3 separate regions of the Homo sapiens genome follow, and all the other regions are linked to region 3. Evidence: chromatin contacts called from ENCODE Hi-C or POLR2A ChIA-PET data. All regions are on one chromosome and are shown on one strand. The core of a region is the stretch at or near the end of the contact, and the rest is flanking DNA. Distances in the headings are between cores, read along the strand shown.

The links. A loop is a pair of places that touch in the nucleus more often than their neighbours do. ChIA-PET counts read pairs that join two places held with the same protein, here RNA polymerase II (POLR2A). Pooled maps may share reads with other maps.
Region 1: a loop to region 3 is called in a map with no recorded cell type, with 3 times the contacts of the local background. The contact joins two enhancer-like sites. A Hi-C loop is called at or near these places in 1 of 168 maps with a recorded cell type or tissue (PC-3), 2 of 37 single-sample maps with no recorded cell type and 2 of 50 pooled maps.
Region 2: a loop to region 3 is called in a pooled map, with 4 times the contacts of the local background. The contact joins the promoter of ARSG here to the enhancer-like site in region 3. A Hi-C loop is called at or near these places in 2 of 37 single-sample maps with no recorded cell type and 3 of 50 pooled maps. POLR2A ChIA-PET finds 5 or more read pairs at or near these places in 2 of 52 experiments (WTC11 and activated CD8-positive, alpha-beta memory T cell).

Annotation. Positions count from the first base shown.
Region 1 is chr17:69,174,555-69,177,254 of GRCh38, reverse strand. ABCA10 (ATP binding cassette subfamily A member 10) reads left to right here. Exons shown (of 39, transcript NM_001377321.1): 23 at 1,742-1,849; 24 at 2,478-2,648. Among named protein-coding and RNA genes, the nearest start is that of ABCA6, 34 kb to the right of the region's middle. Within about 2 kb of position 1,379, at least 6 of the 41 ENCODE cell types and tissues checked have a DNase peak (open chromatin) inside an H3K27ac peak, as active enhancers do.
Region 2 is chr17:68,290,173-68,292,872 of GRCh38, reverse strand. ARSG (arylsulfatase G) reads right to left here and starts at 1,378. Exons shown (of 12, transcript NM_001267727.2): 1 at 1,305-1,378. SLC16A6 (solute carrier family 16 member 6) reads left to right here and starts at 1,746. Exons shown (of 6, transcript NM_004694.5): 1 at 1,746-1,787. RefSeq lists an enhancer at 291-520 and silencers at 1,380-1,554, 921-1,610.
Region 3 is chr17:68,773,039-68,775,935 of GRCh38, reverse strand. No RefSeq gene overlaps it. Among named protein-coding and RNA genes, the nearest start is that of LINC01482, 150 kb to the right of the region's middle. RefSeq lists an enhancer at 1,038-1,407. Within about 2 kb of position 1,460, at least 11 of the 41 ENCODE cell types and tissues checked have a DNase peak (open chromatin) inside an H3K27ac peak, as active enhancers do.

The sequences.
Region 1 (2,700 bases), core at 130-2,629, 400 kb before region 3:
TAGCTTAGGAAATTGAAACAGTCACAAAACTACTGATAGAAATGGGGAAGTTGAAAAGGAAAGTTTATTTGGAGGAGATGCTAGTATTAGTTTTTGACTTAGTATATTAGATAAAGCAGAGTATACCCAAGTAGATACTTTCTGTAGAATATTTTAAAAGCAAGGAACCCAGAGAAGTAGATGGAGATAATGCATACTTTGGGAATCATTAGGATGAAGTTGAGGATATGCAGAAGAGAGATGGGGGAGCAAAGAAAAGCAGAGATTTAGGGTAGCAAAATTAAGCAGTACACCCAAGTAGAGAGTGCAGGATATAAAGGAGAAAAAAGGTATCTCTTTAGTTGGACCCAAACTGCTTGTACACTCTAAGTACAGTAGTCCCCCTTTATCTATGATTTTGCTTTCTGCGGTTTCAGTTACCCTTGGTCAACCATGGTTGAAAAATATTAAATAGAAAATTCTAGAAATAATTTATCAGTTTTAAATTGCACACTGTTCTGAGTAGCATGATGAAGTCTTGTCCGATTCTTAGAGAGGAAAACAGATATGTGCATCAACCAATGACATTGGCCCATTTAATATTAAGCAACAGGATCAACAACATGGGTAATATCCTTTCCCAGGGGTGATACTGGGAAGCAGGGATATGGAGTCATAAGTGTTACCCTTCCCTTACACTGATGATTGTGCATTTATTTAGCCCCTGGTAATCTGGTTCTTCCCACATCTTTACTAATACTCTTAGAACAACCTTTTCATTGCTTCTTTTTTGCCCTTCCACCTGCACCTGCATTTATGACAAAAACTTACCTTTTCTGCACTCCTTTTCTTTAGATTTTTTTTGTCATAATAATAATAAATTACAGTGTCTTGAAAAAAACTTAAAGACCCCTCAATGCCTTGACAATTGTTTAATTTAAACAATTTTAGAAGTCAAATTATGTAGGCAGGGAAGATTTGCTCTCTTCTAATTGTATCTTGCACGTAGTTAGGCATAATGCCTAAGCATAAGTCCAGCTTCACAACAATCACTATTAGAGGCCAACTTGGAAATAGGGAACTGGAACAAATGACAACTTAACTCAGTGCTTCAGATATGATAACTGTAGCTCCCTAAAATATCAGATGTAAATGTAAAAGAGAAACTGCTCATGCCCTCTAAGTACAATAGTCCCCCTTCACAGTGATTTTGCTTTCTGATGTTTCAGTTACCTTTGGTCAACTGTAGTTCTAAAATATTAAACGGAAAATTCCAGAAATAAATAATTCATATGTTTTAAATTGCATGCTGTTCTGAGTAGCATGATGAAATCTTGCCCTGTCCTGCTTCCCACCCAGGAAGTGAATCATCCCTTTGTTTGGTGTGTCCACACTGTATATGTTACCCATTAGTCACTTAGTAGCCATTTCAGTTATCAGATTAAAAAAACATATTATGTATAGGGTTTGGTACTATCCAGGTTTCAGGCATCCACTTGGAGTCTTGGAATATATCCCCTGTGGAAACGGGAGACTACCGTATATACATATAAAATTGAGATTTTGAATTTCTTTTATATCATGCTGTTCCTGGGAATGGAACCTGCCACTAAGGTTAACAAAACATGTTTGCTTGTCTCTTTGCTTCTTAAATCAGGTGAATGCTTCTAGAGTTTTTCTTTATTTCCTGGAAACGTATCTTATAATGTTTGTATAATTTGTAACAATTGCAACAGCTTACTGATGTGTTTTCATCTTTCAGGATGACATAGTGCTGGATCTTGGTTTTATAGATGGGTCCATATTTTTGTTGTTGATCACAAACTGCGTTTCTCCTTTTATCGGCATGAGCAGCATCAGCGATTATAAAGTAAGAGGGAGAGAGAGGAAATTAGATTGAGATTGATTTTATTTGACTGTAGTAATTGCAATTTTATTGTTTTATACACACACAGTTGTACTTTGGTTAATGTTTTTACACATACATTACAATCTAATATCAGTATAGATTATAGTAAACACATGATTTCAAAGAGGTCAGAAAGTTTACCATTTAGCACAATAAAATTGCCACAGCTGTAAGGGAAATCATGCTAAATAAACTTCAGGGATGAAGATGTGGTACTGTTTGATCCATGCAGTTATTTCACAGTTCCAAAGGGAATTTAGATTTTTAACTATAGCATGAAATGTCAGACATACAGTGTTTCCAATTATTTAACTACGCTTTAATAAACTGGGCTTTAAAAATATATAGTGTAGTCATCTTCATTAATCTGTATCAATGGGTAAATTAACTTTAAAAATAGCTGAGACTTTTCTGTTGAACCAATAACTACACATTTCCATTGGAGATGCTAGATTTTTAGGAGGATGCTTTTTGTCACACAGACACTATAACATACTATTTCTAAAATTTATTAAACAATTTTTTTTACATAACCACAAAATCTTTTCAAACTAAGATCCCTTCCTCTATCCCTTCTATTCTTTGTCAGAAAAATGTTCAATCCCAGTTATGGATTTCAGGCCTCTGGCCTTCAGCATACTGGTGTGGACAGGCTCTGGTGGACATTCCATTATACTTCTTGATTCTCTTTTCAATACATTTAATTTACTACTTCATATTTCTGGGATTCCAGCTTTCATGGGAACTCATGTTTGTTTTGGTAAGTGATCATTTTTTCCACAAGCCAATTATAATAGTAGAATCAAAATGAA
Region 2 (2,700 bases), core at 129-2,628, 480 kb after region 3:
CAAGGTTGCAAAGCTGCTCAGCGGCCCCTTGGCTGTACACTACTGGCCATACAAGGCACCCTGTACCAACGAATCTTCTCCCCACTTACACAACCAGAACTTGTCAACGGCAAAGGATGGCATTTAACTCAGGAGAGCCTATCCCAAAATGGTGAGAGAACTCAGCGAGCAAGGAAGGATTTTTATTAAAATTCAGATCGCCGACTCCTCCCGGTGGCGACCCTCCGTGCATGCACTCCCAAACTAGGCTCTCTTGAGTTTCTGACATCAGAACCACATTCTCCGAACCCCAATGAAGGCAGCAGCCGGCGCCAAAGTCTGCATACGAATGCAAATAACATGGCCTTTGCTTCCGAGCAGTTTCCAAATTTGCCCTCGGGATGTGAGGTAGAGACCAAGAAGCTAAGTTTGCGCCCCCGCAGGCTCTGAAATGTCTAGGATCTGACACATGCTTTGTCCCCATGAGGAGCTCCTGAGATTTCGCGTGCATCATCCGCTTAGTTCACGGTGACCTTGGGGTCGGGGACTACGGGATGAGGGGCACGGACTGTCTAAACCTCCAGGTCCCTTACAGAGGGCTCCCCGCGGGTATGGGAGCCATGCACCTGTGCCGACGCCGCCACTGCCTGGAGGGTGCGCGCGCGCCCCGGGCCGGGGATGCTGACTCAGCCCGGCTGCTCACATTCCTTTCGCGCAACGCGGATGCTGTTGCTGCCGCTGCTGCCGGTGCAGCAAAGTGGGGGAAGCAAGGCACCCGCAGCGGCCCGGCCGCTCGCTCCCTGGGGCCCACTGCGACACTCCCTCCCCACTGCCGGAAGGGGAACTGTGGGGGTGCGCGAGTTGACGAAACTGGGGGAAGTGGGCGCTGCAGGAGGAACTCAGGCGCCGCGCGCGCAGCTCACACCCAAACTGGAAGGAACCTGTTCTGCCCGGGGCGGGCGCGAAGCCGCCGCAGCCGCGAGCGCCGCGCGGGATCAGCCCCGGCGCGCGCGTGTTCCCCCTCGCCGCTAAATCCCTAAATCCTCAGGGCGCGGGCGGGACTGGGCGGTGGGCGCGCCGGGAAGGCGCCCGGGGGTGGGGACGGGGACCCGCGCGCTCGCGCCTGGCCGAGGTGCTCCGAGACAGGATGCAGGCACCCCCAACACCCTGCACGCTCGCGCTCCTACTAGCGTTGCAGCAAAGCTCCGGGGTCTGGGCGGGTCACGCGCGCAGAGGCGCACCCGGGTTGGGAGATCGGGGCGTTGTGCCAAGGACCCCGGCGGCGCTGGCGGGGGCGGCCCGGCCCCGGACCGCGACGCGGTTACCTTTCGTGACCCCCAGCCCAGGCGGCAGGCTGGCGGGCGCGCGACCGGCGCGGCTCAGGTCCACGTGGGACGGCGCGCGCGCGCCAGGCAGGCCCCCTCCTTGGCTGCGCTCAGCGCTCGCAGCACATGGTCGGCGGCGGCGCGCCCCCGAGGCCGGCGGAGACCGGCTGCAGCCGGTATAGGATAAGAGCTAGGCAGCGACGCGGGGCCGGGGCGCGGGCGGCAGCACGCACGGCCCGGGTCGCAGGCGGCCGGGGTGGGGGGCGGGGGGAGGGTGTGGCTCGGGTGCCCGAGTCGCGGGAGTGGGTGGAGGGCCCGGGCGCTCGGGCCTCACCAGCCCGAGCCAACTTGCGCTAGAGTCGGGCCCGCCCCCTAAGGGGTTAATCCTTTTCTCATGTTACCGAGCGGCTTATAAGGAGGGGGAGGCCAAGCCTCCGCCTTATTGGGAGCCTTTGGGGGTTTATTCTCTTCCCTTCTAACTTGGTGAGTTGGTTTATTATTTTACATGTTTAAAAGTTTGATTGTGGGATGTGGGTTGTTTTTTAAAAAATATGTGTTGGGGCCTTTTTTTGTGATGGGAGGCGGAGGAGACCACTGAACATCTTCACATTTTGGAGAGGTTATTCCCAAAAATATTCGCTCTGACAGTTAGGAATGCCCAGGGCCACCGGGATGACGCGCTCGCGCCGGTGTGGGTAGCTGAGAGTTGAATGTCCGTGACCCTGGTACAGTTGGGTCCCGGAAGATACCTAAAGGCACGCCTGGCCTTTGAGTGCCCCCTGCCCCGGGTTGGGGGCTCCGGGACGTCGGAAGAGTCGGGGGCTCCAGGCTCAGCCCCTCCGCGGATTTTCCGCATGAAGTTGCCTGCGCGTCGCAGGAGCGAAATGTCAGAGGTACCTTCCTACCCCAGGCTGGCGCGCGCACGCAGGCCGGGCACTGAGGCAGCGCGAGGGAAAGTGGGGCTCCCTGCCTCCCCCGACCCCCAAACACAGCACTCCCTGCGGCGGCCACCGTTTGTCCCCAGCGGGAAGCCGGGGATTTCCCGGCAGAGCGCGGGTCCTCCACCTGGACTGTCAGAACTGTCAGCGGCTGACGGCCGGTCCCGCGCAACTTCAAGGTTCCCGGGCTGCCAACCGCAGGAAAGCGCTGGTGTCGCCAAGCAGTTCCGTAGCAAGGGAAGATGGTTTTGCAGAGGAAATGGGTTATTTCCTTCTAGGTTGTTGTCGTCTTTTCTTTTTATTCCCCCCACCCTAGCAAGACAGGTCATAGAAGTTTGTTAGGTGGCGTATATAAAATGTCACCAAACATGGGGGGCGTCAGTCTTAGAAAAAGCTCCCCGGAGCCAACTGGGGAAGAGCAATTACAACTTGTCAACCTGGAAGCCGGTTTTGTTTGC
Region 3 (2,897 bases), core at 211-2,710:
ATGAGCTTATAAAGAATCTGAGAAATTTGGAAGTAAAGGAATAACAGATTAAATTTGCTTAACTTCAAAATGTTCAAACTTCATTGGCCAAGGAATACTTATATAGAGAAACATCTAATGAGATCTCAAGGAGCTGAACACATCACAGGAAATTCTGCTAATACAACAAGCAGATATATGAGGTTTTCATTCTTATTGATTATGACTTCCCAGAACCAGGAGAAACAGGCCTCAACACTGAGACCAATGCACAATTGCTCTACAACACCAAAAACAACTTTCTATGGCAGGAGAACAGAGAGGAGACTGAACTAATAGGTCCTTGAACTGCTGAGGGCCTTTATAGACCATTTTCCTAAGCCTTTGCCCATAAAAACTAAGTTCCAGGAAACAACAGCACAGCTTGTAGTTATGACAACAGGAATGAAAAATCAGCTTCTTCATAAATCATTTAGGAAGTGAATCAACCAAGCCATATTTGAAGAGCTGGATTCTAACACAAATCTTGTCTTCACCTAAATCTCATAGGATTATTCTTCCAGAAAGGGTTGGATTTCTATTTCTTCTCTGTAAAATCAGAAAACATGGATTGCAGTATCTTAGAAAAACTCCTCTGCCTTAAGAAGTTGTAATACTCATGAATCATAAAAAAGAAATCAATCATGTTTTCTTTTTTGCTGCCTTTCCTAGAACTTTAAACTTGCAAGGAACCTCTTTGTATATTCTCTATACTAGACGTAACTACTTTTTATTTCTGGGTTACTGGCATAGGACATTGTATTTTCTGGTTTTAGGGAAAGAGGAAAATTGAGTGCTGTAGGGACCAGACCTACAGTGTTTGTGGGTTTTTCTCCTCGTGTGCAGAGATGAGAGATCATAGAAATAAAGACACAAGACAAAGAGATGGAAGAAAAGACAGCTGGGCCCAGGGGACCACTACCACCAAGACGCAGAGACCGGTAGTGGCCCCGAATGCCTGGCTGTTTGGTATTTATTAGATACAAGGCAAAAGGGGCAGGGTAAGGAGTGTGAGTCATCTCCAGTGATTGAGAAGGTCACATGAGTCACGTGTCCACCGGACAGGGGGCCCTTCCCTGTTTGGCAGCAGAGGCAGAGAGAGAGAGAGGACAGCTTATGCCATTATTTCTTCTATGCATTTCAAAGACTTTTAGTACTTTCACTAATTCTGCTACTGCTGTCTAGAAGGCAGAGCCAGGTGTACAGGGCGGAACATGAAAGTGAAACAGGAGTGTGACCACTAAAGCACAGCATCACAGGGAGACATTTAGGCCTCCAGATGCCTGTGGGCAGGCCTGACTGATGTCAGGCCCTCCACAAGAGGTGGTGGAGCAGAGTCTTCTCTAACTCTCCCTGGAAAGGGAGACTCTCTTTCCTGGTCTGCTAAGTAACGGGTGCCTTCCCTAGGCACTGACGCTACCGCTAGACCAAGGTCCGCTAGTTAACAGGCGCCTTCCCAGGCGCTGGCATTACCGCTAGACCAGGGAGCCCTCTGGTGGCCCTGTCTGGGCGTAACAGAGGGCTCACACTCATGTCTTCTGGTCACTTCTCACTGTGTCCCTTCAGCTCCTATCTCTTTATGGCCTCGTTTTTCCTAGGTTATAATTGTAGAGCAAAGATTATTATAATATTGGAATAAAGAGTAATGCTACAAACTAATGATTAATGATATTCACATATAATCATATCTATAATCTATTTCTAGTATAACTATTCTTATTCTATGCATTTTCTTTATTATACTGGAACAGCTTGTGCCCTCGATCTCTTGCCTTGGCACCTGGGTGGCTTGCCGCCCACAGAGTGCCAAAATAATCTTCTAGGAATTCACAAATGGTTTCCTTTGGCTGAAACTTGTTAAGGGTTAAGCAAATCCCCCTGGGGAAACTCAATTTGCTTCACCTCTCAAGAGTAAAGTTAATCGTAAACTGGCCACATTTTCCCTTTTACTTCACCTTCATCTCCCACAGAGAACTCCTCTGCAAGGATTTGTTTCTCCTTTATTTTTCTACTTCAAGCAAAAGTAGATTAACCACCACGTTCTGAAAACCTACTCTTATTGGTCTTCTTTCTTAAATACTTATAAATGCACTAAAAGTCATCATTAACCCCTGAGAAGTTTTTCTGTTTTGTTTTTTTACTTTAAGTTCTGGGATACATATGCAGAACGTGCAGGTTTGTTACATAGGTATACATGTGCCACGGTGGTTTGTTGCACCCATCAACCCGTCATCTAGGTTTTAAGCCCCACATGCATTGGGTATTTGTCCTAATGCTCTCTCTCCCTACCCTTGCCCCCCAACCCCGCCAGGTCCCTGTGTGTGATGTTCCCCTCCCTGTGTCCATGTGTTCTCATTGTTCAACTCCCACTTATGAGTGAGGACATGCAGTATTTGGTTTTCTGTTTCTGTGTTAGTTTGCTGAGGATGATGGCTTCCAGCTTCAACCATGTCCCTGTAAAGGACATGAACTCATTCTTTTTTATGGCTGCATAATATTCTATGGTGTACATGTGCCACATTCTCTTTATCCAGTCTATCATTGATGGGCATTTCGGTTGGTTCCAAGTCTTTGCTATTGTAAATAGTGCTGCAATCAACATACTGTGCATGTGTTTTTCTAGTAGAATAATTGTCAAATGCTGTTGGAAGCAGAGATCCCATATCCTTTCTACCATTTTTGGCCCAACCTAAAGTGCCATCTATGGGGGGATAGTTCTGACTAAGAAGTGTTTATTTCAAGAGATGTCAGAGAGAAACTATACTTTTGGTTTCATGGGAAGTCTTTACTTCCATGCAAGGATGCTGGAACAAATTTTTCCAATCTTTTTTCACTCTGCTATGGAAAAATCTACATGCAACCAAGGAGGTGCTCATTGT